Linked DNA regions of Homo sapiens: region 2 is linked to region 1. The links are chromatin loops, found by intact Hi-C in ENCODE. Cell type or tissue: heart right ventricle. All regions are shown on one strand. Links, peaks and the distances in the headings refer to the core of each region. The heading gives the core; the rest is flanking DNA. Region 1 overlaps FOXF2-DT (FOXF2 divergent transcript). Region 2 has its middle 9.1 kb from the start of LINC01622.

Region 1 (15,819 bases), core at 7,485-15,484:
GAGAAGGTAGTTTCATCTTTTTTAACCTTCAATTTTTTCATTTGTGAGATGGAGATTATGATATCTACCTTATAAAATGTTGTGAATATTAGCTTAGATTATATATAGATGATTGCTTATCCTTGGGCATTCTTAAAAATTTAAACTAAAACAACAATGAGATACTACCTCTGTTATGAAATAATCAAAGCCGGAAAGGATGCAGGGAGTTGGGTCCTCTCATATCAGGGCTAGCGAGGCTGGAAATTGTTACCATTGTTGGAGAAAGAAATTTGACAGTTTAATCAAAAGCCTTAAAATCATTCACATCTGTTGATCCAGTAATTTCATGTCTAAGAAACAAAAAGATGACAAAGATGTTTATCGAAGCTTTTTTATAGTAATGACATATTGGAAAGCACATAAATCAATGACATAACTCACACTCCAGGTACTGGATACTTGCTACTTGTTGATGACCCCACCGAGGTACTTCCTATTGTGTGCAGTCGTAGGAAGGCAGTGCCGGCCCACCCAGAAACCAGGGCGGCAGAGCCTTTCTTCTCCCCAGAACAGCCAAGGGCAGGCATCTACGGCAGATTTGCCCAGTCACTGTCTCTATACCAGCACTTTGAATTCTGAGTAAAGAATTCCTAGTTATAAATTATAAATCCTCTGTCAATTTCCTGTGTGTGCATGTGTGTAATAACACACTTTTGTTAAGTCTCACAGAGGTGTATCTAAGGATTCTTTTCAAAAAATCTTTTGGTTTTGTAAATAATTATCTCAATAATACAGAGGGAGGTTATCCATGTCATTTATTTCTGTCCTTATCTTTATTACATCCTTCCTTCTTGAATGCAGAAGACATTAGCCACGCACCCCTACCACCTCCCCACTGTCTTGGGAATTTTCTACATAAAGAGTTCTGTCTCCCAAAGTGGAACCCAGAAACTCACCTTCCCAACCTCCTGCAATTAGAATTCACACATGCAACCTAGACTCTGCCAATCAGACCCATCCATGTGAGACATCTGCTCGAAAGAAAGCAGCATGAGGAGGCAGGCACCATCCCTGGCATGTGGAATCTCCATGCTGGCCAGGGTGAGCTTAGGGGCCCTGGCACTGACAGCCAGTGTTCATGGTGCTTGGTGGTGGCAATGACTATAGAGGGATATTTCTGCAGCTGTTTTGTGGTCAAGTTTGGTGTTATTCCTGGTGATGCAGACTTGAAAACTGACTCTATGGTCCTCCTAAAGAATCAGAGCATCTTTGTCCTTTAATAAGTAAATTTTCTGCTGAATCTAGCCAGTATGGGCTCTGTTGCTTTTAAGTAGGAACTCAGATTAACACATTGTTTCTTTGGGTTTGTTCTGCTGTCTTTGTTCTACCTTCTGAATTTAATATTAGCTTCTTTGTCATCAATTTTTCTTAATTTCTGATCATTGGTTTCAAAGCTATAAATTTCCCTTGAAGTAAGGCTTTAGCTGCACTTTGACATGATGTGTTTTCTGTGTCAGCAGCTCTTAATTTCCCTTGTGATAAGCTTGTTAACTCAATTGTTATTTCATAATTTGGGGGCTTTTTGATGGAGGAGGAGTGCTCCCAAATGTGTTTTTAGGCTGTTATTTTTATGTCCTTGTAATAAGCATCTAAATTTATTGCACTGTGATGAGTAAAGGTAGTTCATATCATGTTAATTCTTTGGAATTTATTGAGATTCCTTTGTAGCCTAGTACATGGTCAACTTTTTTGAGCATTTCTTATGTGCTCAAAAAAATATGCCTAGTCTGTATTCATTACCACTGGTTTCCAAATTGAGTTCAGCTGACAGGCTACATCAGCCTCATATGAATCACTGTTTAAAAATAGAGTGCCCTAGACCTCACCCAAAACTACTGCATCTCAATCTCTTAGGTAAGGCTCTAGAATCTGTGTATAACCAGCACCACAGGGAATTCTAATGGCAATTTTAGGAGGCAATCTCCTTTACTCCTACCCCACTGGGCCCTCATGTTCAGACAGGATCAGACTTCAGACGTATAATTTCAGACAAATAGGATCCTAACATCTTAAAGAAAGAGATTTCACATCCTCTTATGCTGAGTTTTTCTGACATTCAAGGTCATCTATATTAGATTACTCTTCCTTATCTCCACCCTAAATGCCTCATGCTAATATATCAACCCACCACTGTCTATTTGACATGCATGGATGCATGCTCCTTCCTTCCTAAAGACTCAGATTCCATTTATTAATCCCATGAGACATGTTAGACCCTAAGACCGTGTGATTTAGGGGAGGTTAACCCCATTCCCCCCTTCACAGGAGCATCCTGAGTAGCCCAAGTCAGCTCCACCGCACTTGCCTATGATTGGCATAGGTAATCTATAAGTGTCTTTTCCCTGGAGACTGTTGCTTGTCCAGGGAGAAGCATGGATCTAAACTGGCCCCAAAAAATAAAGACAGGAGAACCTTCATGCCACTGATAAAGGATATAATTTTTTTCTATTTATAACCTTTTGGATATAAACAACAAAATCACATACTTTCACTGACACTATCTTACAACCAGAACATAAATGAGTTCTAGGATGAAATGGATTCTATAACCATCAAAGTAGAAAATTAGAAAGAATTTGAGTCCTTTGTGATACCACTGAGCTGCTAACACAACCCACTCCAAAACTTGCCCAACTCCAAGACTTCCTGCTACGTGAGATGATGACTTAGCGTTCCTGCCTCCATAAGCAAGGATTTCTGTTGCTTGCAGCCTAAAGCATCCTACCTGATACTCTTCATTCTCTTTCACTGTGGGTTAAAAATTCAACAAGCCACTTTGGATTTGGGAGGTATGAATCTTTCACCAACTCAGACAACAACTAAAATCCCTCTTCAGCCTTCTCAAAACCTAATGCTTCTCAACCCTGTAAGCTTTCATCATAAGTGCCCTCCTTTGTCCCTTTAATCAGTCACAGTTCTCTTCTGTATCACGCAAGGTTCCAGGTCCTTCCCCAGGATGCTGAATTCCAGACATGGATGCATTATCTAGCACGGTTTGGATACTGCCAAACTTTATAAGAATTTCCTCCAATCTGTCGCATATGTATACTAATGCTATGGCCAGATTTCAGGGGCTACAGAGTTTAGCAATAATGTGACTGTGTCTGAAACGGAAAAAGTCAACATATCTACAAATGGGTGCCACTTAAATTTGAGTGGCTCATGTCGAAATGGAGACAGTCAGGTGCTGTGGAAAGCATAGCAAGCGACTGTGGCTGTAACAGAATGGTGGGTATTTCAGGGGTGACTGCCTAGGAAAAGAAGAGCCCAAGAGTCAGACATGGTCACTGTGTATCAACACTCTCTCTTTCTGAACAACCAGCATCTAGAGTGGAGAAGGGCAATGGGGGAGGCTCTCTGGTCCTCTGATGTCCTTTGAATGTCCCAATGGCATTTCTTAGGGCCTTTGCATGTCCTGCTCCCTCTGCCTCTGACCTTCCCATAGCTAGCTCCTCTCCATTCTCAAGTCTCAGACCAATGTCTTCCCAGAGAAGGCTTTCCTGATCACCCCCAATGTCCATTTGTCTATCACATCACCCTCATTTACCATGATCATGGACTGACTTTCTTGCTTAGGTACTGCCGTCCCCATACCACTTCTCTCTATCTGAAAGCTTTTGCATATTTGCTTGTTGTCTATCCAATCCCCCAAATTTAAGCTTTGAAAGTGGAGACCTTGACTGTTTTCTCTGAATGTTTCCCCAGCACTTAGACCAGTGCCTGGCCAAGTAGGCGCTTAAAAAATATTTGTGGGACTAAGGAATTGGATGATAAAATGAGAACTCCTGGGCCTAGGTCAGCCCCAGCCTCCAAAAATGTTGTCAGTACCCCGTGTCTGTGTCCTCTGCTCCCTCCTGTACACTGGCCCCAGTGTCTTCCATTGTACATGAGCTTCACCTAGAAACCAGAGGAGTGATGATGTGGCCATGCACAGTTCCAAGTGTGTATCCTTAATGCTCATAATCCCAGAGGGAAAAGAGTGAGCCTCTCTCTCATTGCCTTTACTAACAATCCCAGGGAAACACTCTATGTGACAGAGGGTGACCCTGTGCCTAGACTTGGCCAAGTACTGTGGCCAGAGGACAGGTAGAATAGACATGCATAGGTCACATGACTCTCTACGTCTAGGGTGTCATAGCAGTGTGGCTACACTAGGACAACACTGAATGGGAGAAACAGAGTTCTCTCTAAGGATACGAAGATGCTCTCACCAGTAGAAAGAAGAAATGTCAGGCAAACCAAAGAACCAAACATCTGCAAAATTCTCCAGATGTAGCAAGATATTTACATTCATATCCTATCTTCCAGCATACTGCCCTCTTTCCAAATTCCCCATGATTAATGACAATGTCAAACTGCATTGGCCTTAGGGTTGACTTTCAATCTTCCATGACTCCACTTTTCTCAGTTCCAAAGAGCAAGGGTGACTTCTACCTCTTCCTCTTTAAAAGATTAATAGGAGATTTGCCAAGTTGTTTATGTTTTCTAGAAAAAACAGTGAATAGCAAGTAAACGCTGTGCAGGTTATCACATAAAAAGAAAAATAAATTTAGAATCTTTAAAAATAAATTAAATTCTCAAAGTAATATTTAAAACTTTAAAAACTAGTTAATATTTATGATATTTTGTTACATAAGAAAAATAGGCTAAGGAAAGATGGGGAAAGAATCCTACTTTTGTAATGTGATTATATTTATATAAAGAAAAACAAAAAATAAATCATGGCTTCATGATGACTCTCATGGACCAAGGCACTTATGCCTTCATGGGTCACTTCATCCCCAAAATATTAAAAATCGCATATTTTTGAAGGTGTTACTATAAAGACAAATATATTAATCTTACTTAAAAAAAAAAAGAAGTCATTTAAATGGCAGTCTTGAAGGTAACTTGAATGATGCATATGAACTCCTTGGCATTATTTGAGTAACCTTATTTCCTCTATTTTCATCAATTGAAATTCCACTTTTAACTCAAGGTATAAAAGTGAATTGCGCTATGTCATTGTGCTAGGAGAGTTTTAAAAAATTAGAAAAGTGAATGAAAACTTGAAGAAAAAGTGCAAATAATAAAGGCCAGAAGAAATGTTTTCAAGTGGTGTTATGACACTGCCAGCTCCAATTCTCACTTTGTAGAGACATCCAAAGTCTAGACATCAATCAGTTTTGGCCTCAAAATAATATCCTAGTTAGAAAGGGTTCAGGAATACATTATAATGAATTTGAGACACCCAAAATTGCTTATTATTTTTCCATTGCTATGAAATTACACATTCTGGTGTTAGCAAATAAAAACAAAATGAAACAAACAAAAAGAATAAATTTATTCTCCAGTCATGCTTACCTACTCTATACAGCTATATTCTTTCCCTTTTTATTAAATTCCTATTGCCATAAAATGCTTAACTCAACTGCATATTTTTTGTAACTGATTTACAAATGGAAAGGTTTCCTGTCTTGGATCTCTTCTGAGAGCCCTCCAACTGCAGAAAAGTTTTCCATAGGTAGAAACCACAAAACAAAAGAAGTTTATTAAATTCCTTTTTAGCCGAGCTCAGTAAGGCAGATTCCCTCAGGCCAATGCCAACATACGCCCTTCCACCTACACCAAGCATCTTACCAGAGATGGGTGATGGATGCATAAACCTTCTTTCCAGATGGAAAATTCTCCTAAAGAGAATCTGCCACTCCTTGCCTCTTTCGCTTGTCCCTTTCTCTGCCACCAGCACAGACTGTCATTCTGTCCCCTCACTCAGACAGGCACGGCTACCCACAGGTTCTACAGAGTCCCCTGCCTCCCTCAGCCTCCATCCCCAAATCCTGTCTGCCCAACTGGCCTGCTTAGCTTTCCACACCCATTTTGTTCCAAAACATGGGTTTCTGGAGGTTTTGTTTATATTTTCGGGTCCCCAAACAGCCTTCCCTTTCAAGGGAGAAAAAAAACTTTAGGAGCCCCCCTCCCCTTCTGCTGAATGAAAAGCTGACATATGGTAACCGCTCACAGCTTCTCAGGTGCTTGACATATTTTATAATAGGTCTAGAGACTTGAAGACTAAATAGGTGAATATCTGGCTCATCAAGCAAGTCAGTCTTTTTTATTTTTTTATTTATATTTATTTATTTGTTTATTTTTCGAGACGGAGTCTCTCTCTGTTGCCCAGGCTGGAGTGCAGTGGTGGCATCTCGGATCACCACAACCTCCGCCTCCCGGATTCAAGCGATTCTCCTGCCTCAGCCTCACGAGTAGCTGGGATTACAGGCGCGCGCCACCATGCTGGCTAATTTTTGTGTTTTTAGTAGAGACGGGGTTTCACTGTGTTGCCAGGCTGCTCTCGAACCCCTGACCTCGTGATCCGCCCGCCTCGGCCTCCCAAAGTGCCGGGATTACAGGCGTGAGCCACCGCGCCCGACGGGTCTGTCTTTTTTAAAGCCAAAAACTAGTCACCGCTGCAACACTGTTAGGATGCTGCTGCTGAAGGCCCCACCGGCATTCTCCCTCGCTAACGAAGAACCAACAAGGACCAAACGAAGGGGACATTTGCTTCTCCCAAAAATAGATTACCCATCCAACTGAGAAAATTAAAGGTTGACTCTAGTCTGTGTCCATGTTGATAGGGAAAGTTACTGCGGTACTAAGGTACCGTAGAAGAGACGGCCTAGTTGGACGTAAAAACACTTTGGCCACCAGCCTGGAGGTAAAACCCAAGCTACAAAAGCCAGTAATTAAAAGAAGAGTGAAAATGATCTGAGATAAAAGCTATTTTGTGCGGATCGTTTTAAGAGTTAAGAGTTTATGTGAATGGTTTATTTAAATGGCTATAAAACTGCAAAGGTGTTTATATATGTAAAATATGCATATTGGAGGAAGTCGGCCGGCAGCTTCACCCTCCTGCGGGAAAATGCAAAGTCCATCACCAATAGTCGGTCTACCGCAGAGAAGTCTGCAAATCCCAGGGGCCTGGAACTCTAAAAAGGCCATTCAAGCCTCAGGTGGACTCCACGTTTCTCCATTTCCCTGCCCTTCCGCTTTTCTTTCCTTAACAAGCTTCTTATAACATTTGCGTTTGATGAGGTTCAAGAGGTCACTTCCCCTCCCTCTCCGCCCTCCTCGCTCGGCGGAGCGGCCGCGTCCGGACCCCTTTCTGAAGGCCGTCCAAGCCCGCGGTGCCCGGCGGCGGCTGCGCTGCCTGAGGTTTCGCGCCTCGCGCCCGGCGGCCGCCGCTGCCGGGGCCGGTCTCGCCCACGGTGAGGTCAGCCTGCCCTTCCCTGCCCTGTGCCGCCTCGCGAGTCCTGGAGAGGCCCGCGCCGGCCTCGAAGCAAAAGACGACCGCCGAAACGCGACCGTTTACCGCCTGCTTTTTCCAAGCAAAATTTGGAGACAAGTCCCACCCGGGGAAGAACCTGGCTAAGGGTCGGACATGGAAGAGAAGACGCTAAAACAGAAATTGCCTCCCTGCTTTCCACCTGCAGCTTCTAGACGCCGCCCTCGGTGCCACCCCTCGCGGAAGGCGTTCTCCCACACCGGGGTCGCCACTGCGCCCAGCTGCAGAAAGCACTCCGCACCCCCAGCAATTCGGGGCATGGAGCCGGCGGGGGTGGCGCGGCCGGGGCCTGGAGAAGCAGCGCTGAGTCCGACACCGCCCACCAGGCCCCTCTTGGAGAACTAGACAGGCGACAGCACTCAGGACCCCGGCTGCGGCCGGCGCCGCGGCAGCCACGCGCTCCAGCCCGCGTGCACCTGCTTCGCTCCGCCGCGCTCCCGGCTTAAGCCGGCGGCTCCGGGGTCCTGCCCCGACTTTTCGTACTTTCTCCCTGCTCCGTGCCTAACTCAATTCTTAACCAAATCCTGAAAGCACAGGAGTTTGGTTGGGGCTGGGACAGGCGCAGGGACCCAATTCTCCCCAAGCTCTGCGGGCCACGGCCGAAACCACCCCGGGGAAAGCCGTAGGGGCGCGCCGGCCCACGCGGGACCGAGTTCAGAGGACTCTGCACCGTCAGTTTCAGGGCCGACGTTTATAGAGCGCTTCCCACGTGCCGCACGCGGTTCTAAGAGCTTGGCTTGTATTAATTCGTTTAATCCTCCCAGCAACACTGTTAGGCATTATAATGATCCCAATCGTAGAAGTCAAAAAACCGAGGTGCAGAAACAAAGTAACTTGTTCCAGATCACGTAGGTGGTAAGTGCAGGGTATTCTGGAGCAGGAGGGAGGGTGGAAAGCACAGAAAAAAAAAAATGAACTGGGAAAAGCGTTGACGTGCTTAGTATTTCATACTGCAGGTTCCACTTTCAGAGCCAGGCTGCGAGCCTACAGGGTAGAGTAGGGGTGCCGGGCCCCCTGGTGTCCTGGCGTACTCGGGGGGAAGACAGTCGCCGGCCGCCGGGCTCCTGCCACGCTGTGGCGCGCGTGGAAGGTGAGGGTCCTCCGCTGTCCCGCCGCCTCCCACAGGGCGGCCCAGAGCCTGCATCTTTTGCAAAGGGAACATAGGATGGAGAGAAAGAAAGTCCCGCCTGAAATAAGCAAACGCGGTGGCGGCTTTGCGGTCGGCCACGTCCGCTAGGAACCCGCGAGGCGCCCTTGCGAGCTGCGCAGTCGAGTTTTCTTTCCACTGCACTTTCACGTTCTGCCGGATGGGATTTCGGGGGCAGAAGACTCCTCGAATGCAGACCGGCTGTCTGTGGCTGGACCCCCAGTGCTGCAAAGGAATCTGATATACCTGGAGGAACCAACCTCGAGGTCCAACCAAGGGAAACATCCCCTCTCCTTCTCCCTCTCCCAGAGCTCCCTCTTTGCAGTGGAGCCCTAGAGAACCAACCCACAGCCCGAAAACACCCGGAGACCAGGGACCCCGGTCCTCATAGGCAGGCTCACACTTGTAGACAATGGACCCATATTTTCCTCATTAAAGACAAACCCAAATCCGCCTATGAGAGATTACCCAGGGAATGAGAGATCCCAAGTACCGTGAAACTTAGAGGGTGCCTTAAAACTAAAGTGTTTTTATTGGATTGAACCAAAAATAACTATAAATGTGTGTATGTCAGAATGTTAATACCTTTTTATAACCGTTATTTCACCTTTATAATAACTGTGGGAGGGGGCATCATTTTTTCTTACTTTTGTTTTCCTGATCCCCATTTTACCATAAAACAGAAACAAGCCCAGAAACATTATTAAGTGACTTAAGGTAATCAGGAGCAGGTGCACTTCTCAGACTGTAAACGAGGGCAATGTGACCACCGCATCGCCACTCATCTGTGCAGGGTGGCGTTGGGGGTGAGGGAAATGCTAAGAGCACAACATGGATTGTTGGGGGGCAAAAACAACAAATAAATCAATAAACAACTATTTGTGAAATATGTGTACGGAGTCCTCGGGGCAGGGGGCTGGATATAAAGCCAAACTTATCTCCCATGCTCCGTGGTCCACTCCCCATGACTCCTTCACCTCTCCAGCCTAGTCTGAAATTCTCCCTCAGGCACTTTCAGATGATATGAAAAATTCTTCCACAGCTAGCCACTGTCAGGAAAAAAATGATTTGGAAACTGTTGTACGGTGCACATGGACAATGCATACCTGCAGATATTTTCAAAGGACACGTGCTCTTGTGATACATTATGTTGTCGGGCATATATGGAAGGCATCCTGGGATTAACTCTGGTGACTGAAGGAAACAGCACTCCTTTTCACCGTTTACAGCCACTGCGTGTACCCGGCCTGCAGTGAGAGTGGGGGAGGGAACATTTGCCAGCCTTTCTGGAGATCCAGCAGCCAGAAGAAAGCCAAGAAACTCAGAGCTGTAAGTCACCTGGGGAAATGGAGAGTTCTGTTTGTAAAATACACATCCACAACAATGTCTCAGCCCTATTTTGAAATTCCTCATGGGAAGGTGTGCGTGCATATGCCAAAATGTAATCTTAGGTATGAGAGCTAGAACCGGAGATGTGGAGAGGAGTTACAAAGTGCGCTTTTAAAACATGATGTCTAGATTTCCTCTAAAATATTTCAGCAAGAAATGAAAACAGAAAGATGAATGAAGCAAGTGTGGCAAAACCTTGGTAACTGTTACATGTAGGTGATGGGCGTATGAGAGCGTATACTCGCTCCACGTTGGTATACTATGAAACTTTTTTCGTAATAACAAATATAAAAAGATCCTGCAGCCCCGGCTGAGACGCCCCGATCCACCTGGTGCCTCCCCTTTGTATCAAGCCGGCCCCACAACGACCCCTCAAGCTCCTTCCTGTCTTGCAGACTTCTACCAGGACGAGTTTAGACAGCTGCAAGGGTGTTCTTAAGAAGCTAAAAGAAATGAAAAATCACAATTTTTAAAAATCGCTGTCTTTCTGTCCCTGTAGCCACCGAAAGACGAGGTACTTCCTCAGGGACAGAATGCTGACGCCGCGCAGAGTCGGCCGAATCCAGCTTCTCCAAGGGCGGGCGGGTGGGATGATTTGTTGATTTGCTTGTTTTCCACCAAACCGCAGGGCACCTCCAGGAGCTCCGGGACAACTTACAAATGAAGACACAGAGCCCCCGTCCCTTGCTTCAGAGAACCAAATAACGGAACTGAATGATCGTTTCTTCAGCAAAGCCTAAAGACGCTTGCGTCCCGCGGAGAGGTGCCCACGCGCGACTCGGCTGCCCCCTCTTCTTGCGGGTCCGGGTAGGGTAGGGCGGGAACGCGGGACGTGCCCTAAGCGGGCCAGCCGAGCGCGAGACAGGCGATGCTGCAGAAGCCTGCCCGCCTGCGGGTCACACACCGGCCGGCCTCGGCTGCAGGGGTTGCGGGGCCACGGGTCGCGGGGCGCCGGGAGCCGCGAGCAGGTGACGGCCGCGCCGGGCAGCCCCGCGGGCCGCGATTCCCGAGAGCCTGGCGCCACCCCGCGGAAGCCGGAGGAACTGCGGCTTCTTCCCGCTCCCGCGCGGAGGGGAGAGGGAGGCGCAGCGCGGAGGGGAGAGGGAGGCGCAGCGCGGAGGGGAGAGGGAGGCGCAGCGCGGAGGGGAGAGGGAGGCGCAGCCCGCACCGCGCAATCCCGGGGCTCTGGCGGGAGGGAAGGTGACTTGCGTGGGACGACTCCAAGAGGCCAGGCCCGGCCTTCGCAGTTCACCCACGAGGATACCGCGACCAAGCCACCAAAGCACTCTCTGGCCAGGCCGAGACCCCTTTTCCCCCGGGCCCCAAGAGAAAAAAGCACTTTCTCCTAAAACACGAACTCCCCGCGGAGGGGCCCGGGGCTGCCTGGCACGGGGCAGGGTGTGCGGCTGCCGTGCGGGCGCGGGCCAGAGTCACGTGGAGGCAGGCGGAGAGGGCGAGGGGGCCCCCGTAAATCATCCTGAGGGATTTTTGGCCCAAGTCCCTGTTTCCGAAAGGTTGCGGGACGGCTTTGACGTTGATTATGTAGCTGTTCTCTTTTCAAGTGCGCGCCCCTCCCCACCGCAGCCCGTCTGGTGTGCGAGGATTGTGTTTGAAAGGGAGGAAGCATCCTTGAAGTGGTGGGTGATGGATTGTCTAAACCCTTCTGGGACGTTCTGGGTGGGGGTTTTCGAGGCAGCTCATCAATAAAGACCCCCCTGGAGAGAAGGGGCGGCTGGAGACCAGCCCCCGCCGCGCAGCCCCGAGGCCCCAGGCCTGGAACACAGTCCTCGGTGTGGGGCACAGGGCGTGAGGGGAGGATGAGCTCCCCCTGAGCAGATGGAGATTTCTCCTTGCCTGGGCCGTTTGACCCCCAAAGCCTTGCAGACTGGCCGCGTGGGTGCCATGGGGCGATTTCTTGGGAAAGGAGGGCAGCAGAAAGGCCCGTGGGCTCTCAGCGCCTTGGAGTCAGGGGAGCAGGAAGGGGAGTGGAGGTGCGGACACGCCTCCAGCCACCGTGCTCCCCTAGGAGGATCTCCCTTCAGCCCCTGTAGAACCCTGCATCTCAACCACCCTCGTGCATGTGGTTTACCTTGGCATAGATTTCCAAGCCGCTACAGAAAACCTGTCCACCTCCCCCAAGGTGGAGGCGGGAGTTGGGAGGCAGGGGTGCTGGAAAGGGTCACCTGGCTCAAGCCGACCCCAGGTCTGACGGGCGGAGAGCCTCGAGGGCCACGCCCCAGGCCAGTGGTGTCCTCTGAGGCCGCAAAGCCGACTGGCTTCTGGAGGAGCAGCAGCCTCGGCCTCAGCCTCGGCTGGGAAAAGACGCAGTCGGGGCCCTCCGTGCTCCAAACTTGAACTACTCTGGGTCCCCACGAGGAGGAGGCTGCCCTGGGGTCAGAAACTCCGACGGAAATGAAGGGGAGGGGGCGTAGGTTCCCTGGCACAGCTCGGCCTGGAGAGGCAGCCTGGGGGCCCAAACTCATCTAGGGCGCGCCCGGAGCTTCCCCGGCCTCTCTTGGCCCATCGCGAACGAGCTCCCCTCCCCGACTGGGTCGGCCTCGGGCGCCTTTCGCCTTCGCAGGCCGCCGGGGTTCCGCGGAGGGCTTGTGTCCCTCCCTCCCGCCGCCGCAGCCCGCCCGAAGGTCAGGCCGCATCCGGGGCCCGGGGCCTTTGGCCAGGCTGCGGGGAGGGGTGGGGTTGGGGGGCTCCCCAAAGCAGCTTCTCGGAGGCGGCGTCGGGGCGCCCTGAGGTCCCTAGTCGGCCTCTGGGCGCCGAGCACGTTTTATTTATCCCCACAGAGGATGCTGGAGGACAAAAGAAATATTTGGACGTCAGAGCTGATTTATATTTTTGGAAGAGCTACGTTTCCTTTTCTGAAGAGAAGCGAGCGCGCCCCATATCCTGAGCTCGGCGGGGAGGACGAGAGGGGAGTTTTGATGCGCCAGGAAGTTCATCTATCGCCCAGGCGCTCAGGACCCGGCGCCCCGCCGAGTTCGCCGCCCTCGGAAATATTTATTTATTTGGGGGAAGGGAGGGCAGCGGGGAGGAGACCAGCCAGACGGGAGAAGAAAGCCCTGCCCGGGCTGGGTTGGGACCTCCAGGGCGCTTCCCCGCGCGGCCGCAGCCGGCCAGCCTCTGGTCTCGGTTGGAGGGCATCGCAGGCGCGGCCTGGCGACCTCCGGGCGCCTTTGGCTGGTGTCTTCCGTAGCCCTCGGCGCGCACCCTCCCGCGTGCAGTGCCCGGAGTGACCTCTTCAGGCCCCGCGGGCGCCTCCTGGGTGGGCCCCGCGGCCCCTCCAACCCTGCCCAGCGTGTGTGCGCGGCCTAGCCATCTTTCTCCCCAGCCTGGGAAGGCGGGCGGGAGGAGGGGATCCGAGGCCGGGGGCCGCGGAGCAAAAGGCACGCGGACCCCTAAACGACCCCCGAGCGTTGCCACAGCCGGGAGGGCGGAGGGAAGGTGTGCAGAGCTCGGGGGTCTCCCAGGACGCAGCTTGGCTCCTACCGGTTTCCAAGGCATCTGCAAGCTCTGTCCTGCGACCTAAAGCATGGGGACGTCCCTTCCAGCAGCATCAGTGGGCGAAAAGTTAACATGCTGAGGGCCACCGGCACCCACACTTGCTTCCAGGAATACTTGCGGTACAGGCTTCCTGACTTATTTTCTTTAGCCGCTGGGTGCCCCCCCTTCTTCCCCCGTTGGGAGACGCAGACCGACTCTGTTCCAACCTAAGCCCCTTCTCTCTGCCTTTTGGACAAAGCGGGCCGCCTCTGCTCTCCACTCACTCCCCGCAACCCCGCAACTCGCCACCCCTAAACGCAGCGGGCTGTAGGCGAAGTCGAAGAGGTGCTCCGCCTGGTACCGCGGCCTGCGCACTGGGATCGGGGCCTGCAGGCCGCTGGGCTGGCTCCTGGGATCATCCCAAGGTTTTGGTCTCGCAACCGAGGGGACCCGCGCCCGGCAATTTGGGAAGTGCGGAAATGGGGTGAGGCCGGTCTTCGCTTGAGGGTCTCGTAGATTGGACCCCTTTTTCCCCCTTCAAGCACCCTCAGACCTGGCCAGTGGGTCATCGAGTCGTGCCCACCGCCCAGGCCAGGAGATCTGGGGCTACTGGGAGATCTCTCATGAAGGTGGCTATAAAAAGAGCCCTGACCGGGACACAAGCCTTTGGAGAGCGGAAGACTCTATCCAAATAAACACTGGGAACTGGGTGGCTGGTGTTCAGGCCCGGAGGTCTGGGGGTTTCTGGACCTAGGAAGGAGAGCAGACTCCAGGAGAGGTGTGAAATTCCCACTCCCGGCCACCTTGCTCTCTCCAACCCCCGCCTCCGCGCGTCCTCCTATTGCTGTTCCCGTCCGCATCTTCTGCTGTTATGTGAAGTTTCTAAAGAGGCCTCTGCAGCGTGCAGGCTGGTGCTCTTCCAGCATTTCCTCAATCACGCTGACACCCCCAGGCCCCAGCACTGAGTTCTCGCCGTCCACATTTAGAAAGGCCTCGCAGGAGTTCGAGAATCCTCTACACGACTTAACTTTGCGCCTAAATACAGAGCGAAAACAGGGGTCAGTCTCATTTTGAATTGGGAAGAGGCTTCCCTCCTCCCGGGCCCAGGCGGAAGGCAGGGAGGGGTGCGTCTTAGATGGCCGCAAACAGTGCGGTGCGGATGCGTCTCTCCTGTCGGTGACTGGTTTAGTCTAAGCCATTTCATGTGAAACCCACGAAGCAGAGGAAGCATGCTAAGAACACAGAATTTAAACCGCAATAATGAGGAGATTTCCTAGAATAAAACGCCGATTACAGAACAAAATCGGAGAAACCCAAGCTTGTTGAAGTTTACATTCCCTTGCGCTGGGGCAGGGGTGGGACCTAAAGGGTTGGAGGGGAAAGGAACCCGCAGCCCAGACGGGACAGTCAACCAAAGCGGGATGGAGAGAGGACCCATCGCGGCGGAGGCTGCATAGTTTTGGTTAACCAAGGACTGCCTGGGCTGATCTAGACTCATTTATATGAACCATACCTTCCCTTCCCGTAAGAAAAAAAATGTCAAGATTCATGTTATTTATAGGGAGTGAAAGTGAGTGAAGAGCTCACCCCCATAAGAAGGAACCCCAGTAGGGGGGTGGGGGAGCCATCCTAAGCAAGGCTCTGTTTCAGAGACAAACACAGCTTTCCTTTTAAACCCTGTCTGCTAACCAGAAATTAAGGTATTCCTCCCAGGGATACAGAAATTGACATAATTTGCTATCACATACATTCTTACTCAAGAGATTTGTATATATCAGTGATTAAAACAAAGCTCAGAGAGGCTTTGCTGTAATGCAGTGGAAGGAACACTGACTTTGGAGTTCCAGGCCCAGGCTGCTGGCCAGCTTTGTCACTTGCCCCAGCGTGACTTGTAGCCAGTCACCCAGTCTCTGAGCCTTAGTTTCCTCACCTCAAAAGGAGGATGATGATACCTGGGCCACTTGGTGGGTGACAAGATGGTACCTGCGAGGTCTGTAACAAACAGATGCAGGGTTTAGTCACTGTAGACGTGGTGGTGGTCTATGCCATGAGAATAGTTTCCAGAAGCAGAAGTGGGGTATCCAAGAAAGAGTTTTGGAGAGGAGCCTTCCTGCTGATATAACTTAAGAAGGCCCCCAAGCTGCTTATCTTTCTGGAGTTCAGGGTCTACAGGGGCAGTATGCAGACCCCTACAGAGAGGGAAGGCTTCCAGTCAGCTGACCGCCTCCTGGCCCTAACTGCTCTCCAATGTCCACTGCCTTCCCACGACCTGGCCGGCCCTCATAACACTCACCACACTCTAAGTGGGATTTCTTGCAAGTTTAGAGTTTAGGTAAAATGGATACTGCTGTTGCTTGGATGGAGAAAGGAGCCTTTTAAAAAAATCCCTCATAATTTAACCAGCTGAATTGGTAGAAGCTAAAAG
Region 2 (15,819 bases), core at 3,324-11,323, 270 kb before region 1:
AATTCCTTGTGTAAATGCTCTGGAAATGCACCCAGAAGTCTGGAGAAGGTCCAATCAAACTGGGTGGCAGGAAGAAGCAAGCTCTGTTCTCAGATCTTCAACAGAATCACCTGGACCCTGGGGTTGCCACCACGCTAAGCCAAGGAGGCCTCTGAATGCACGGGAGTGCAGGGTCTGAAGGGAGTTGTTAAAAGGTGTTTCTTGATCCAGGACCATGTAAAGACCCAGGAGAAATAGGTATCCCAAAGAGAACAGCGTATAAGATTCACAAACCAATGACAAACACGCTGGGTTCGCTGCTGGTCTCCACAGTTGGTTGGTTCTGTAGGGCTCAGCTGCCTCTTTCTCTCTACTTCTGGTTTCAGAAAACACGAGAGAGAAGCCGAGTGCTCATGGAGTTTCCTCAAAGACTCAGCAAAAACTAGGCTTTGTGTTCTGAGATCAGGAAGTAACAGTGAGAGTCCAAAATTTTCTTCCCTGACAATGTCTCCTACTCAAGCAGGGCCTGGAAGTCACCCCCTAGAATCAAAGCCTTGACATATGCAAGCTCATAGTTTATTGCTTCTTCTCCCATCTGCCCGTTGACAGATAAATCCCAGAGGGAATAAAAACACATTGCCCTCAGCAGATTATTCTTCACTGAAGAATACCAGTCTTTTAACACTCCGCTACAGAAATAGCTTTCTGCCGGCTGATGGCTTGTTGCGCTGCACTAAGAGAGCCCGCACACCTCGAAGCTTCGTCAAGCAAAGCCTATGATTTCACAGACCCAGAAATGTTTTCTTTCTCTAAGCCAATAACATATGCTTGGGTTTATGCCAACTCTACCAGAGGCGCACAGATACAATGAGGCATGAAGTTCAGAATAATAGAAAGTAGAGAGTTGGAAAGCACAGGAGAACCCATCTAGACCAACCTGTTTTGTTGAAAAAGGAGCTCCCTGACCCAGAGAGGTTAAGGGTTTGCTGTGAGACGGTGCCCCTGGTTAAAGGCAGCATGAGATGCTGTCCTCTGATCCCCAGCTTCCTAGGGCTCTTGCCTCTAGGTCACACTGCCTTGAGGCCAGGAGCTGATATTGATTGAACAGATGTGAAAACAGAAGAAAAAAAAATTGTGGTGACTGCCCTCTGACAATTTTCCACTTTCTTTGGACCAATTTTCTTTGCCATTATCTGGAAAAAAAAAAAATGTCCAGAAGAGCATTTTAAATTCAGGAAGTGGTTCTGGAACTAGGAGAAGACACACCTTGATGACAGTAATATTGTCTAAGTGAGAAGGAACAAGCTCTTGAATGTTTCTAGAAAAACCAAATATGATAGGAGACCATAAAATTATACTTCGTCATATGGATTTCCAGTTTGAGAAAACTTAGTGGCTAAACAAAGGTGCCGCTTGAGAGATGCAGACAGAAATCAGCCTCTGCTTTAAGAACAAGTTGCTACGCTGAAGAATGAGAAGAGGAATGGGGCCCAGAGGCTGAAGGTCTGGACCAATCTCCCTTCCCAGATAAGCGCCTGGACCCTCGTTCCTCAGAAGCCACGTGTAATTACCAGCTCTTTTTGGCTACAGAGCACATGCCCAGGAGGCTTGGAGAAGCAGGAATTTAAAACATGCTAGTTTCAGAGCCAAGATTGGTGACAACACCATCAGTTACTGTTTGGGCTTCGGGAAGCCGTGGGCTGCAGCACTGGGTCTGGTGTCCTGGGCTGTGTGGGACCTCAGCAAGGTTGTTTCCTGAAATGAAAGCTCCTCTTCTGGGGGATGACACACCAGGACCACCTGCAGATGATGTTTATGAATCCCCCAGCAGGGGTGGATTGATCTTACAATGGGACTGTGTAATATAAACATTTCATTATTCTACAAAAGAATACACACAATACCACCTAAGGGTCTCTAAGAATAGGGTTGGAGAGTGACAATGAGAAAATGCCACTCAAAAAGAAATAGAGCCGCATTCCTTCTACACAACATTAATATTAACTTTACATACAGGGGAAAAAAATGGCATTTTACCTTAAGAGTTATTTGTAAACTCTCTCCACACCATGAGATAAAATCAGTGCAGAGCTCAGAGCTCTGAATTTCCTCATTTGGGGGCTAATAGACTTTAATGGGGGCTCTTCTTGGCATGCAAATGAACGTGTGTGTCTCTGAGTGCATGTGTCTGTGTGTGTACACACGTCCCTTTGAAGTTTATTTACTTGGTAGCACTAATTGTAAAAGGGCACACCCAGGGGAATTTAATGAGGCGACATGCTAGAATATAGACATTAGAAAGGGAATTAATATTTTCCTCATAATAGCAAGTAGGTGAAGTCAAGTATGAGGACAGAAGGAAAGAAAAAGGAAGGCAGGGAAAGAGGGAAGGAGAGGAGAGGAACAGGTTTTGATGATCGTAGATAAGAACCAATAAACACTGTTGCTTCACACTCCCGAGCATAACTTGGCAGAATTTATTTATTGGGAATCAATTGCTTTTAACCTAATACAATCTATTCAGTGCTTATTAGACCTAAAAAAAAAATCGTTTGCTAGAGATGCAATTTGAAAACAACACTGACTTCTAAACCAAATGGATGTTTTCTAAACCAAATGAGGTTTATGTTAATTGAGAGCTGAGTATATTCTAGAAACAGCAGGAAAGCAGACGACAAGCCCTTTGGTTTTGTCTGGACACCTTCCGGAGAGGTGCCTCTAGCAGGTGGGGGTGTGGATTCCAGTGAACTGAAATTACTGTATATTTGGGTATAAACAAACTCCATGTGGCATTGGGACTTATGACCACTGGGACTGCCTGTGGGAACATGCACAAGCTCAGATACTACAACCTGCGTTCCTGAGGTAGCCATAACATAACTACTTTAGGTGATTACACATCTACAAATGAAAATAAACTGTGAACAAGGCCTCATTCACACTGCATCAAAGCCTCCAGAACGTCCTTCAGAACAGAAACAGCAAGGCGAGGAAAGCCTCCAACATTGGGAAATCTCTCTACACAGACCTGTCCTTGCCTGCATCTTCTGCCAATGACCTCACACCTAGATCGTGATGGTCTTAGCCCTAGTCCATTAGCAGAAGGGAAGGATGGCTGGCAAAGAATGCTGCACAGAGAGGAGTTCCGTGTGAAATCATTGGCTCCAGGGGCTCAATCCCTGGTTGCCTGACCTTGAATTGTTCTCTTAACCTCTCTGACCTTCCATATTTTCATCTCTTAATAGTAATAGTTGCCCAGCCCATGCCAGCAAAGAAGGCATGAGGCAAACAAGGTAATTGTGTAGGCATGCTTTCTGAAATGCAAAATCCTGCAATACATTGTCATCGTAGTCTTTGGTTCTTTGAAGTCATCGTTATCTTTGGAAAAGGGAAAATTGAGACCTGTGGTTCATCAATTCAAACCTAGGGTTTCATGCACTCCTTGACATTCTGTTCCACTCAAGGTGGAAGATGAATTCTCACTCTGATGAAGAACTAAGCCATGGGGTCTTTGCCTGCAGAGAGAAGCTACCAGTGCCACAGACACAGGCCTCCACGGCGGTTCTCCCTGCAAAAGGCCACCGTTTGTGTCATCTTGATCATGGCCAGGGCAACATCTTCTTTGGCAAATAGTCTAGGAAGTGAGCCACGGGATTCATTCTGCATTCAAGTCACTGAAATTCCAGCTGAAATAAATGTTCAGCTGGAACATTTTTTTTGGAACATTTTTGTGGAAGAAAACAGTATCCCTCGTTTCTTATGTATCTGTTTAGTAAGAGTTTAAATAGCTGCTGACTCATACCAATTAATCACACTTGAAAAAAAAACCTAATCATTTTAACAAACAAAACTCAGACCTGTATTTAATTGCCATAAAATGGAATGAAACTAAACCAGGTGGATTTAAACAAATGTATGCCTAGAGCACCTATAACGGCCAGGACCCTCTGCTAAGTGGTTCTAAGAACACAGACGTGAAGAAGATACAGTCCCTAAAACACAATGCCAAAAATTTGGATTTGGATGAAAGCAACCAGCATAAGATTCAAACTCTTAGTTTGCCTAAAATCCTAATGTCTTTGAGCCGACAGATATCCTGAGGTTCTTTTCTAAGTCATTTGTTGGCAGATCTCTTCTGTAGTAATCGTACTTAGACCACCGTGCTTCCATGGGCCTCTGTGATCGGACTTAGGTAATCTTACGTTTCTTAGGAACTTGTTCACCTTTGAAATCACTTGAAACAGGAAATTCTCTGCTGTAGCTGCACCAGATGCCCAAGGTTCAGATTAAGCTAATTTCCCTTCTCAACCCTAAGGGGATGTTTTGAAGCTCACCATTCATACCTTCGGAAGATGATTTTCCTAGTCTGTTTGGGCTGTTGTTTATAAGCATTTGTGGCTTATAAACAACAGAAATGTATTGTTCACTGTCCTGCAACTCTAGAGCCTGGGAAGTCCAAGATCAAGGTATCTGCAGATATGGTGTCTGGTGAGGTTCCCTGCTTCATAGATGGCAGCTTCTAGTGGCGTCCTCGTGTGGCAGGAGGGGCCAGGGGTCTCTCTAGGGCTCTTTTATGAGGGCACTAATCCCATCCATGAGGGCTCCACCCCTATGACCTCCTCACCTCCTGAAGGTCCCATCTCCTAATACCATCGCCCTGGAAGTGAGAATTTCAACTTATGAATTTTGAAGAGACACAAACATTCAGACAGTAGCAATGACTGAATAATTACCCGCCACGTTTCCTCATTCATTCATTTATTCATCAAAATTGCTCTCAGTGCTGCTTCTCTGCACCAGGGGCTGTGGCCCAGAGGCTCTGGGCACATGAGAGTAGGGGAGACCTGATCCTTCCCCTTCAGAAGTCAGTAATGATAGCAAAGGAAAGTAAACACGCAGATACCTGCAGAGGGGGCAGCATTGGAGAAGAGGGAGCCACCGCCCATCCCCTAGGCTGCTGGGGGATGGGGATGGATGACAAGGAAGGCTTCTCATTTTAGAGGAGCCCAGAAGAATAAGCATCCTGTGCTCGTTCCTGCATCCTTTCTGATTGGCCTGTTCTTCACCCCGAATCTCAATTTCCTCCTCCCATTCTCCACTTGATGCAAGGTTCAGTGTGCTGAACCTTGCTGACTCTGCCACACTCGCCTGCTAACCATCCTGTAGACACCTGCATCCTCTGCTCCCAGTATGTCCCATGGGCCAGCACAGGCCCCATCTCATCTTCCTCAGCAGGATTTCCAGCCATGTTGCCAGTTGTGGGAAACCCTAATGAATTGGGAGGTGGGTTGGAGGTGAGGGCTCCCTCCTTCTCACCTGGTGGCTGGATCAGGATGAAGGGCATTTACCGGAGCACAATGCTGGCAGTCCCTTGGTGTTTCATTGTGGGGTGGCATCTCGTGCACAGCTTGCCCTCCTCCCCATTCCTCACATTGCCGTCTCCTGCTTCAATCCAGCAGGCTGCTTAGATGGGTCCTGGCAGCTCAGGGAGATATTTGCTCTGCTCCTCCTTTCCTTTGGGGTGGTTTTCTTCAACTCGCCTCTCCTGTTGAAGTTCTAGGGCCTGGGGCCTGAGACTCTTGTGGGGCCAAGGCAGTCCACAGCCTGTTTGTGTTCCCCACCTTCGAGCCTCCCTCTCTAGAGAAAGAGGCCAATGGCACTGTGTGGTCCAGTCTACCTACCTGGAGATGACCGTGTTCCATGTGTGAACTGACACGGCGCTTTGGTCGGCATCTTTGCCTCAGGAAACTGGGAGGATGCCACGTGGCTGGTGAACACCCTGGAGATCAGGCGTCTGGATCTGGCTGAGCAACACAGCTGTGGCACAGCAGAGCTGTCAGGGTCTCCGCCTCCTCTGCACCCAACACCTTCAACATCTATCCCCAAATCTCACTGTGTTCCTTCCTGCTTTGGGGTGTGATTTTGTGATTTTGATAGACCATCAGCTCCCCGAGGACAGGAATCATGTCACCTAGAGATTTGTGACCTTCATCACACTCAGCTCAGCATAGAGCCTTGGGAGGTGCTCTGGGAAAGCATTTGCTGGTGGGCTGGCCATCCTCACCAGCCTGGTGGGGACCCGAAGGCCACACCTGACCTGACACCCACTGCTCTATGCTTCTGTGACACATGCCAATTTGTGCAATCTCATCTCGTGACCAAGCGCAGCTCAAATACATGCACCAAAGCAGGGACTTGCACACTTGTTTTACTATGATCCACGGTGAGAAATACGTTGACATGACCTCCCATCACTCACATATGTAACGGAAACAAGGGCATCGTAGATGAACCTTATGCTATGGGATGTGCATTTTCTGTTTTTTTGTTTTGTGTTCTAGTCTACTCTGATCTTTCTGTTCTAATCTGTCTAGTCCGTCTTTCCTATTTTATTTCTTAAATGCCAGCAGTGTATTCGCTAAATTGATGCCACAACCCACCAATGATTGCAAAACTTTGTTCTGCAAAGTTTCCTGACATCTTGGAGCTCTGTGGGGGAAATCCTGGGTTGCAAAAACAAATAAGGGTGCAGTCCTAGCCCCCAGGAAGCTCACTTGGGAGTCAGGTGGGGGTGGGGAAGCAATCACATTAAAAATCATAACATATTTTCTCATTAGCATTTTCAAAATTAATACGCATTATGCAAGCAATGTGTCTTTTATTCCTAGAAAAGCTGTTACTAAATCAATGGTGTGTGTTACCATGAACAGTATCTCAGAAATGAGGACACGCAGTGTGGTGCCGTGCTCTAAGGATGGCAGTCTTCATCTAACTAGCTTGCCTAGGGCTCCCACTCTGAATGCCCCAGGTGGGCCACTCAGCTCATCTCAGGACAAGTCACCTGTGCCTCCCAGATGGCTAGAGGGTGACTCCCTCTACCAATCACCATTTACAGGAATCTTCAAGGAGAACTTCAATTTGGACTCCTGCCAAGTGAGCACTACCAAAGACCTTGATGCCAATATTACTCCACCAGGCCAAGGTGAACAAACTTTTACTGGAAAGGTCCAGACAACAAATACTTAGACTCTGCAGGTCATATGGTCTGAATCACAAATGCTGAATTCTGTTCTTGGGGCACGAATACACAAAGAACGAGTGTGGCTGTGTTCCCATAAAACTTCATCTGTGGACATTGAAACTGGAATTTCATATCATTTTCACATGTCATAAAATATTTATTCTTCTTTTGATTTTCTTTTCAATATTTAAGAATGTAAAAACCATGCTTAGCTCACAGGCCATACAAAAACAGGCTGGAGCTGGATTTGGCTTCAGGAACCGTAGCCTACTTAGCTCTGTTCCAAGCCAATCAGACCTTCCAGGATGGAAAATATTTCATATCCACCAGGAGCTGAGATGTGCCACCTTCAGCCGCATTAGACTCTGGAACACAGACAAACAGAAGAAGCCATCCGGTAGTTTTCTCTTGATGTATATACCACAGAAAAGTCATGTGGTGAATACAGTGTTGATGAAGAGGTTTTCGCCTGGGGCAAAACCATCTTAAAACTACTATAGTTTTCTAAAAGAGAAGGAGAAGTTACAGATGGAAGGGCTGGCACTAGTGCTTGTGGGCACAACTCCTTTCGGGATAAAAGAAATAAATCCACCTTTTAAAGCAATCAGGCAGGCTCAGCCCATCATGTGGATTTTTAATATTGCGTGTCTTTCCAGGATAAACTGTCACCTTGTTTCACATTGTATTAATCCAGTCTTAGCTATGATGGAAAATGTTCATAAGCCAGGGGGCAGCAAGTGCAATGAAGTGTTTCATTAGCCAGATGGGTCCTGATTAACCTCCAATGTCCAATGAGCAGCTGCACAGACCAGGCTCATTACTGTGTGGCTGGTGTACCAGAGTGTGGCGCTGGCCAGGCACGGTGGCTAACAACTAAAATCCCAGCACTTTAGGAGGCCAAGGTGGGAGGATCACTTGAGGCCAGGAGTTCAAGACCAGCCTGGGCAACATAGTGAGATCTTGTCACTACAAAAAAATTTTTTTTAAATTTAAACTTGGCCAGGCATGGTGGTGCATGCCTGTAGTTCCAGCTACTTGGGAGGCTGAAGTGGGAGGGTCGTTTGAGCCCAGGAGTTTCAGGTTGTAGTGAGCCATGATCATGCCACTGCACTCCAGCCTGGCTGACAAAGTGTCTAAAAAAAATGTGGTGCTAAGTACTTGGGCAGACCTAGGTGATGTTCTCCACCCTCGTACTGGGACCTACATCTGTACCATTTCTTAAGGCGTTAAAGAGTGCAGGACGCAACCAGACAACTTGGTCAGCCCTCCATCACACCTGCTCTCTGTTCTTTTATTTACCACATTCATACATGCTCATTTTTAAAAGTCAATCCAGAAATGTCCATGCTAAATAAACAAAAGACGCTGCCCTGCCCCTTCCTCAACCAATTTCATTCCCCTCCCTCACAAAAAATTACTGCGGGCAGCTTGGCATGCCCTGTGTAAACACACACCCACACGCACAGACACCATGTATGTGTCTGTGCCATTGTCATGTGTTTTGAGCTGTTTCCCAGCACTCTGTGTGGTGACCTAATGAGGCTCTCCATCCTCGTCGGCGCACATGGAACCCCCTCGTTCTCACTGAACAGCCTCAGGCTCCTTCACACGCTGCGTCTTCTTTACAGCCTGCCAGTTAAACCCAATGTTTTTACCTTGGAAAATGTCACGGGCTGTTCTCCAGAAGCAGCAGTGAGCTGGTTCATTGACGTTTGGTGACTTGTTCAGTTGTGCTCCTCACATTCCATTACTGCCACACCTACAGACACGTTGGTGTTTCACAAAAAGGCAAATTCCAAAAGGCGACTGGGAGGAGCTTGCTAGCCGAGGCTCTTCTGCAGAGTGTTTTTTGGTCTTAATGCTTCTGAAATGCATTTTAAAATAAGCCAAACTGGTCATGTGGCACCTGTGATATTATCTAGAAAAGTGTGACTTGAGGGAATTTCTCCAGAATCAAAGATGTCTGAACGTGTCTGCATGAACAGAACCCAGGACGCTCCTTACTAAGCAGGCTCTGCAGAACAAACGCAAGCCAGGAGGAAAAGAGGAAAACGTAGGTTGGTGACATGGTTTGGAATGGGGAAGTTCGTGTGTGTGTGTGTGTGTGTGTGTGTGTGTGTATAATTTCGTTGAGGTATAATTCATATACCACAGAATTTCCTTTTAAATATACAACTGGCTCATTTGCAGTAAGTTTTTAGAGTTGTGCACCAGCATCACAAGCTCATTTCACAACATTTCCATCACCCCAAAAGAAGCCTCCTGCCATGAGCAGACACTGCCCACTCCCACTCCGAGCACAACCACCACCACCCATCTACTTTCTTCTGTACATATTTGCCTTTTCTGGAAATTACATAACGTGGAATCGTGCAATATGTGGTATTTTGAAGCTGGTTTCTTTCACTTAGCATCATATATGTTAACTATTTTTTTTTTTTTTTTGAGACAGAATCTCACTTTGTTGCCTAGGCTGGAGTGCAGTGGTGCCATCATAGCTCACTGTGGCCTCAATCTCCCAACCTCAAGCCATCCTTCTACCTCATTCTCTCAAGTAGCTGGGACTACAGACAAGTGCCACCATGCCTGGCTGATTTATTCTTATTATGATCATTAATTATTTGTTTATTTTTAGTAGAGACAAGGTCTTGCTGTGTTGCGCAGGCTGGGCTCGAACTCCTGAGTTCAAGCGATCCTCCCACCTCAGCCTCCCAAAGTGCTGGGATTACAGGCGTGAGCCACGGCACCCAACAGCACTTCATTCCTTTCTGTGGCTGAGCATTCTTCCATTGTGTAGATATAGCATATTTTGTTGATCCAGTTGCTGGTTGATGGACATTTGGGTTGTTTCCATGCTTTCGTTATTACAAATAATATTGCTATGCACCTTTGTGTACAGGTCTTTGTGTAGACATATGTGTCACATATTTTCATTTCTCTTGTGTAGATAGATACTTAAGAGTGGAATTGCTGGGTCATATGGTAAATCTATGTTTAACATTTTAAGAAACTGCCAAACTGCTTTCTAAATTGGCTCCACCATTGAAAGTATGTAAATTTGCTACTAGCTTACAAAATACTTAATTGAGGCATAATTGACAAACACAGAGTTGGACATATTTAATGTGCGCAATTTGATGAGTTTGGAGATACACATGCAGCCATGAAGCCATCACTGCAGTAAATGCCGTAAATATATCCATCACCTCCACAAGCTTCCTCTTGCCCTATTCACTGATTTTGATAAGAATACTTGGCATCTACACTCTTGGGAAGTAGTTAAGTATATAAGGCAGGATTGTTACTATAGGCGCCATGCTGTACCCTAGATCTCCAGCACTTACTCATCCTGCAGAACTGACACTTTGAACCTTTTGACCAATACCTCCCCCTCTCCTCCTGTCCCCAGCACCTGGTTACCATGATTCTACTGTCTGCTTCTATGAGTTATACCTGACACTAAGACTCTTAGGAAAAAAAAAAAAAAAAAGACAGAGAAAAAGCTTCCTGACTTTGGCCTTGGCAATAATTTTCTAAGTATGACCACGAAAGCACAGGCAACAAAAGCAAAGATAGGCAAATTGGATTTCATCAAACTATAAAGGCTCTGTACAGCAAAGGAAACAACCAACGAAAGGAAAATGCAACCTACAGAATGGGAGAAGATATTTGAAAATCATATATTTGATAGAAGATTAATATTCATAGTATCTGAGGAACTTTTACAACTCAATAGCAGAAAAACAAAATAACCAGATTGAAAACCGGGCAAAGAAATGGAATACGCATTTCTCCAAAGAAGACATACAAATGGCCAGCATGTATATGAAACAGTTGATATCACACTCATCATCAGGGAAATACAAATCAGAACTCAGAACCATGATGAAATTTATTTCACATCCCTTAGAGTGACTATTTCATATGTGTGCGTGTGTTTATGTGGGTGCGTATATATAGGTGTGTGTGTATATATATATATACACATAGATACATATATATAAGTAAAAAAATGTTGGCGAAGATGTGGAGAAATTGGAACTCTTGTACACTGTTGGTAGGAATGGAAAATGGTACAAGCATTATGGAAAACAGCATGGAGTTTCCTCAAAAAATTAAAAATAGAACTGCCATGTGACCCAGCAATCCCACTACTGGGTATATATGCAAAGGAATTGAAATCAGCATGTTGAAGAGATACCTTCTCTCCTGTGTTTATCGCAGCGTTATTCACAACAGCCAAGATATGGAATCATGTCTTTTGATGGATGAATGGATAAAGAAAATGTAGTATTTAAATATAATGGAATATTATCTAGTTTTAAAAAAAGAAGAAGAATCTGCCATTTGTGACAACACCAATGATCCTAGAAGACATTATGCTAAGTGAAATAGGGCAGACACAGAAGAACAAATACTACAGGTTCTCGCTTATATGAAAAAGACATTTGCTTTTCAAAAAAGATCTTGAGATTGTTATTTAATAGCCCAAGAGTAACTTAAGATTAATCATTGCAACTTGGCCCCGTTCTGGGGAAAAGGCATTTATTTGAAGTTATTGTGTAGATAACCAATGTCATTTGATGGTTTTGAGTGATTTATAATCCTGGGGATTTCCGTTCTCCTCTGATTTGAAACAACAAGCATATTCAGGAGACTTTGCCCCATTCTGACTGTTTCTATCACAGCTATGGTGCCTGGGTATTCTACCTTTCCAACACCAGCCTCTCGCTGCGTGTGTGAGAGAAAGAGATCAAAGCAGGAACAACAAAATCCAGATGCAAATTTACTACATAAATAAATGCTTTAATAGTCTGAAAATGTTTGTGACCTTTTATTTTTTAAAACATCTGCTCCTGCATTAGTCATGCTCTCTTCCAGTAATAATTAGCGAGTGTATTTATATATATCACTCAGGGCGAGTTCTTGTGATTTTTATGTGTCTAGTAGGGCTTTCCATCACAGCCCAGGAAGAAGGCCCCTTGAGAAGTTCTCCCTCTGGTCCACCAGCACCCCTTTCTCCTTTCCCAAACTCTCCCTTTCACCTGGCTCCTCCCAACCCTATGAACAGCTGAATCGCGTTTTCCTGCCACCCTCCTGAACACTGTCTTTCTGAGAGTGTTTTGAGAGTCTCTGATCACTCTCTTACTCTACTTTTTTGTTTAAAAAGCTACTTCTACTCTATCACTGAATGAACAAGGCTGTTGGTTTGCCTCCAGCAACCAGCAACCGTTTACGCTTCCTACACCCTAACCCTAACACTAACCCTAACCCTAACCCTAACCTTGAGCTGGGTGCAGGGGGCTTCTTTTCCTCTCTGTCTCTGGACATCTCTGGTGTACTTTTTCAGAAAGTCTTTTCTGACTCAGAGTAAAGTGATGTGGCCAGACACCAAGACCCAATCCGACCAGGACTTTCATCTTTCATAGGCCTCAAAGTAATGGAAAAGAGCTGTTTAAACTCAGGAGATTTCCTCCTGGCGTGAAAGTCGGTGACATGTTCCTTCCTTTTTCTTCCTCTCTTGCCCCCAGCTGCAGTAATGTCCTTCCTTTCCCACCTCCACCAGTGTCTTCTTCCTTGTTCCCACCCCTACAGTTCCTGGTATGGAGTAAAAACGGTAATATTCCTGCTGGGCAGACATCCTGTGTGCAATCCCAACCACAGCTCACAAGGTGAGTTCTCTGAGGGAGCGAGGCAGGTATATCAGAAAGGGATTTATAGATAACTTAGATGAATCCCTTTTATCCCTGGGAGCAAAAAGAGCTGCCTAGGGCTGTGAGAAGTGATGGCTTCACTGTCTCTCTAACAAGTTCCCCCAGCATCAAGAGTCATTTTCTAATTCCCCTCTTTCAGTGTGGTTGGCCCTGTGGTGACTACCTGTCGTGGCTTAGAACTCTAAGGCATAGTTCCTTAAATATTTGATGCCTCTCATCTGCTGGAGGAGAGGTACTAGAATTAGCCCCGCCCTTGAGGTCATCCAGTTCTTTTGTTCTCCCAGTATTGGTATAGTGTATGTAAATTTCTTTACTCTTGGAATAGGCCGATTTCAAAAGGAAGTCTCTAGTTGGCAAAGTGGCATATTTCTAGTGAATTTGGACTTTTCCTTGTGTCTCACAAGATATCCACCCTTCAGAAGTGGGATCCCTGGACTTTTAACCTAGCTATCCTATTTGCAGGTTGGCCCCATCACCCCAAGCATCTCCTTCTCTGTATCCCCATCGGAAATATCATATCTTTCCCAAAAGGGATGGAGAAGAACATCTTTTCTTGTGGAAATATGTCTCCCTCCTTGAATCTTTTTCCTGCCACACCCCATCAATGCCCCACAGCTGAGATGCAAATGTTAACTAGTCCTAGGCCCCAGCCACGTAGGAAGTGAACTCTCTAGGTTTAACCTCTCCTCCCATACCAATGGGTAGCATCAGATCTAGTCCAGTGAAGAGGAGGGTAGGTCCTTCAAACCAAGGTCTTTTCCAATATCTCTTAGTTTATGTTTTGGCTGAAACCCAACTAAATTTAAACTAAAACATCAACATCAAAAGATATTACGTTGCTTAGCCATGTCGCAAGCTCAACTTTAAAAAGAAGAATGTCTTTCTGTCAAACAGAGTGGTTTTGAGTCATTGTGGTCCAAACCCATGAAAAGACAAATCTCTCCATTATGATGGCAGCCACTCTATTCATGGAGTCCAGAGATCCCCAGTATTGCACAGAGGCACAAATGAGCATCTCCCTGCTTCACCCAGAGCCTGGGAACATGAAGGATCAGCCCTTGATCAGATGATTTTAAGCTGCTGCTTCTTTTCATTAGGAGATGCTGGTTTGGAGACAAGTATGCTCTCATCCTGGACTCGCCAGCCTGGACCACAGTCTAGTCATGGGCTGCTGCTTGGACCAATCAGGGTGCCAAGTCCCAGGCGGGGGCTGGGAGAGGAAGGTGCTGGGCATCAGTGTGGTGTCTGTACCAACAAGGAGGAAGGAGAAAGTAAAGATGAAGACAATACCAAGAGGCAATAGTGTGCAGAGAGGAAAGCGTCCTGAGTCTGGCCACCATTTGTAGAAGTGACACATGAAAGTCAGACATTCCATAGTCAGAATCTTTCCACATTTGATAAAAGAGTGTGAATATGTTAGTCCATCATCCAAATGATTTATAGTATGTAATGCCAGCCCTCACTTATATGAAGGAATTCAACCAATGAGCTCAGACTCATACAAAGAGCAATGTGTGAACTCTAGTCATTGCTAGAGTACTCAGCTGAACCTCAAAACTTGAGTATTAGTCCCCTTGGAATCTCATGTTAAAACTGAATCCCCATTGTAGTGATATTAAGTGGGTAAAAATCCAACTATATCTGGTATTTGAGAGGTGAGACTTTTGGGAGGTAATCAGGATTAGATAAGATCATGAGGGTGAGGCGTTAGTGGTTTAAAAGAGAAAAAAGAGAGACCGGAGCTGGCATGCTCAGCCCCCTATGAGGTAATGCCCTGTGCCACCTAGGGATGGTGCAGTGAGTCCCCACCACAAGAAGACCCTCACCAGATGCAGCTTCTTGACCTTGGACTTTCCAGCCTCCAGAACTGTAAGATATAAATTCTTTTTTAAAATTAATTACCCAGTCTCAGGTGTTCAGTTATAGCAAGAGAAAAAGGACTAAGACCTCCTCTCTCCAGAAAAATTTACATCCAAGCACACATTTTTACAAGCAATTTTGAGTGACTTCACAGATCATAAAGCCATATGAAGAACTCTATCTTAGAATCATGCTGCACAACCTTTTTAGAAAATAATCCACATTTGGGAAATGTAAAAATCTCATATGCTCTTAATGTTAATTGCAAAACAGACCAAATAGTGTAGCTTAAAAAAAAAAAGAGCAAAGTGGTGAGATGGAGACAAAGCTTTTCCTAACTAAGAGGCCCACTTTCAATTCTTGGAAATGACTGCCCTACAGATGCATGGAATAGCAGGCAGGGGAAAGGCTAAGCCCCAGCAATAGGAGTAATTAATATCACATAGCATTTGTGGGTTATTTCATTCTTGACATATGATCAGCTTTGATTCTTTCACAGTCCATAAGAGAGGTAGTATACATTTCATATTTAACTTGCCATGGTCACATGGCTAATAGATTTGAACCTGTGTCTTCTGTCTTTCAATCTTATGTTCAGCCTACTTTTTTTCTCCTGGTATACCTTATCTTGTTGAATCTATCAAAGTTTGCGATACCAAAGTGAACAAAGTTCACATACAGCTAGAAGTTCATTCTGTCTCTGGAAAGAGACCTAGTAGGATGAGGAAGTTTGAGTGGTCCAATTGTCAATAAAATATGAGTCTATCAACTTTTTCCAAAAGAGCACTTTAAATCATTTTGTCATTTTCTACAAACAAAATAAGAAATGTTGATTATAGAAACTGTAACAATTGTAATTGTTACAATAATCAATTATTAATAGAACTGGAATTTTAAATGAGAGTATGAAATAGTCATTTCCCCACTTTGGAACCTGGTGCATCTCTGTTGGAACATTGGGCCACTACCCTTTTCCAATCCAAGGACATGGCACTACATAGAGTGAGGGGCTACGTCCAAGCCAGGAGAGAAGGCAAAACGGGTGCAGGGAGGGAAGGCAGCGAGCGACTGCCTCTAAGCAAGGAAGTGGAGAGAATGGCCATGCTGTTGCTCCGAGATCCCAGAATCCTGCTATTATTACCAACCTATCAATTGGCTTTTCTGAATATCTGAGTCCAAGTAGATATTTTTAGATTTCTACTCTCTTGCTGTTTCAGTGATAAAATCATGAAAAAAACAACAGAG

The links. Peaks named below come from ENCODE experiments on the same cell type or tissue, not always from the same donor. Only the 100,000 strongest peaks of a DNase experiment are listed, where the experiment ranks them.
Region 2: a loop joins it to region 1, with 2.4 times the contacts of the local background. A loop is called at or near these places in 4 of 110 quality-filtered maps.

What each region holds. Positions count from the first base shown.
Region 1 is chr6:1,371,070-1,386,888 of GRCh38, forward strand. All of the region lies in intron 1 of FOXF2-DT (FOXF2 divergent transcript), which reads right to left. Among named protein-coding and RNA genes, the nearest start is that of FOXF2-DT, 10 kb to the right of the region's middle. RefSeq lists enhancers at 6,992-7,505, 12,701-13,480, 13,481-14,260 and silencers at 10,769-10,868, 10,979-11,028. In heart right ventricle, for the core only: a CTCF peak has its summit at 10,926 (motif pointing left); DNase peaks (open chromatin) are centred at 10,392 and 10,922; H3K4me3 peaks cover 886 bases; H3K27me3 peaks cover 8,000 bases.
Region 2 is chr6:1,102,509-1,118,327 of GRCh38, forward strand. No RefSeq gene overlaps it. Among named protein-coding and RNA genes, the nearest start is that of LINC01622, 9.1 kb to the left of the region's middle. RefSeq lists an enhancer at 1,581-2,156. In heart right ventricle, for the core only: a CTCF peak has its summit at 7,734; no DNase peak of the experiment used is centred there; H3K27me3 peaks cover 1,544 bases.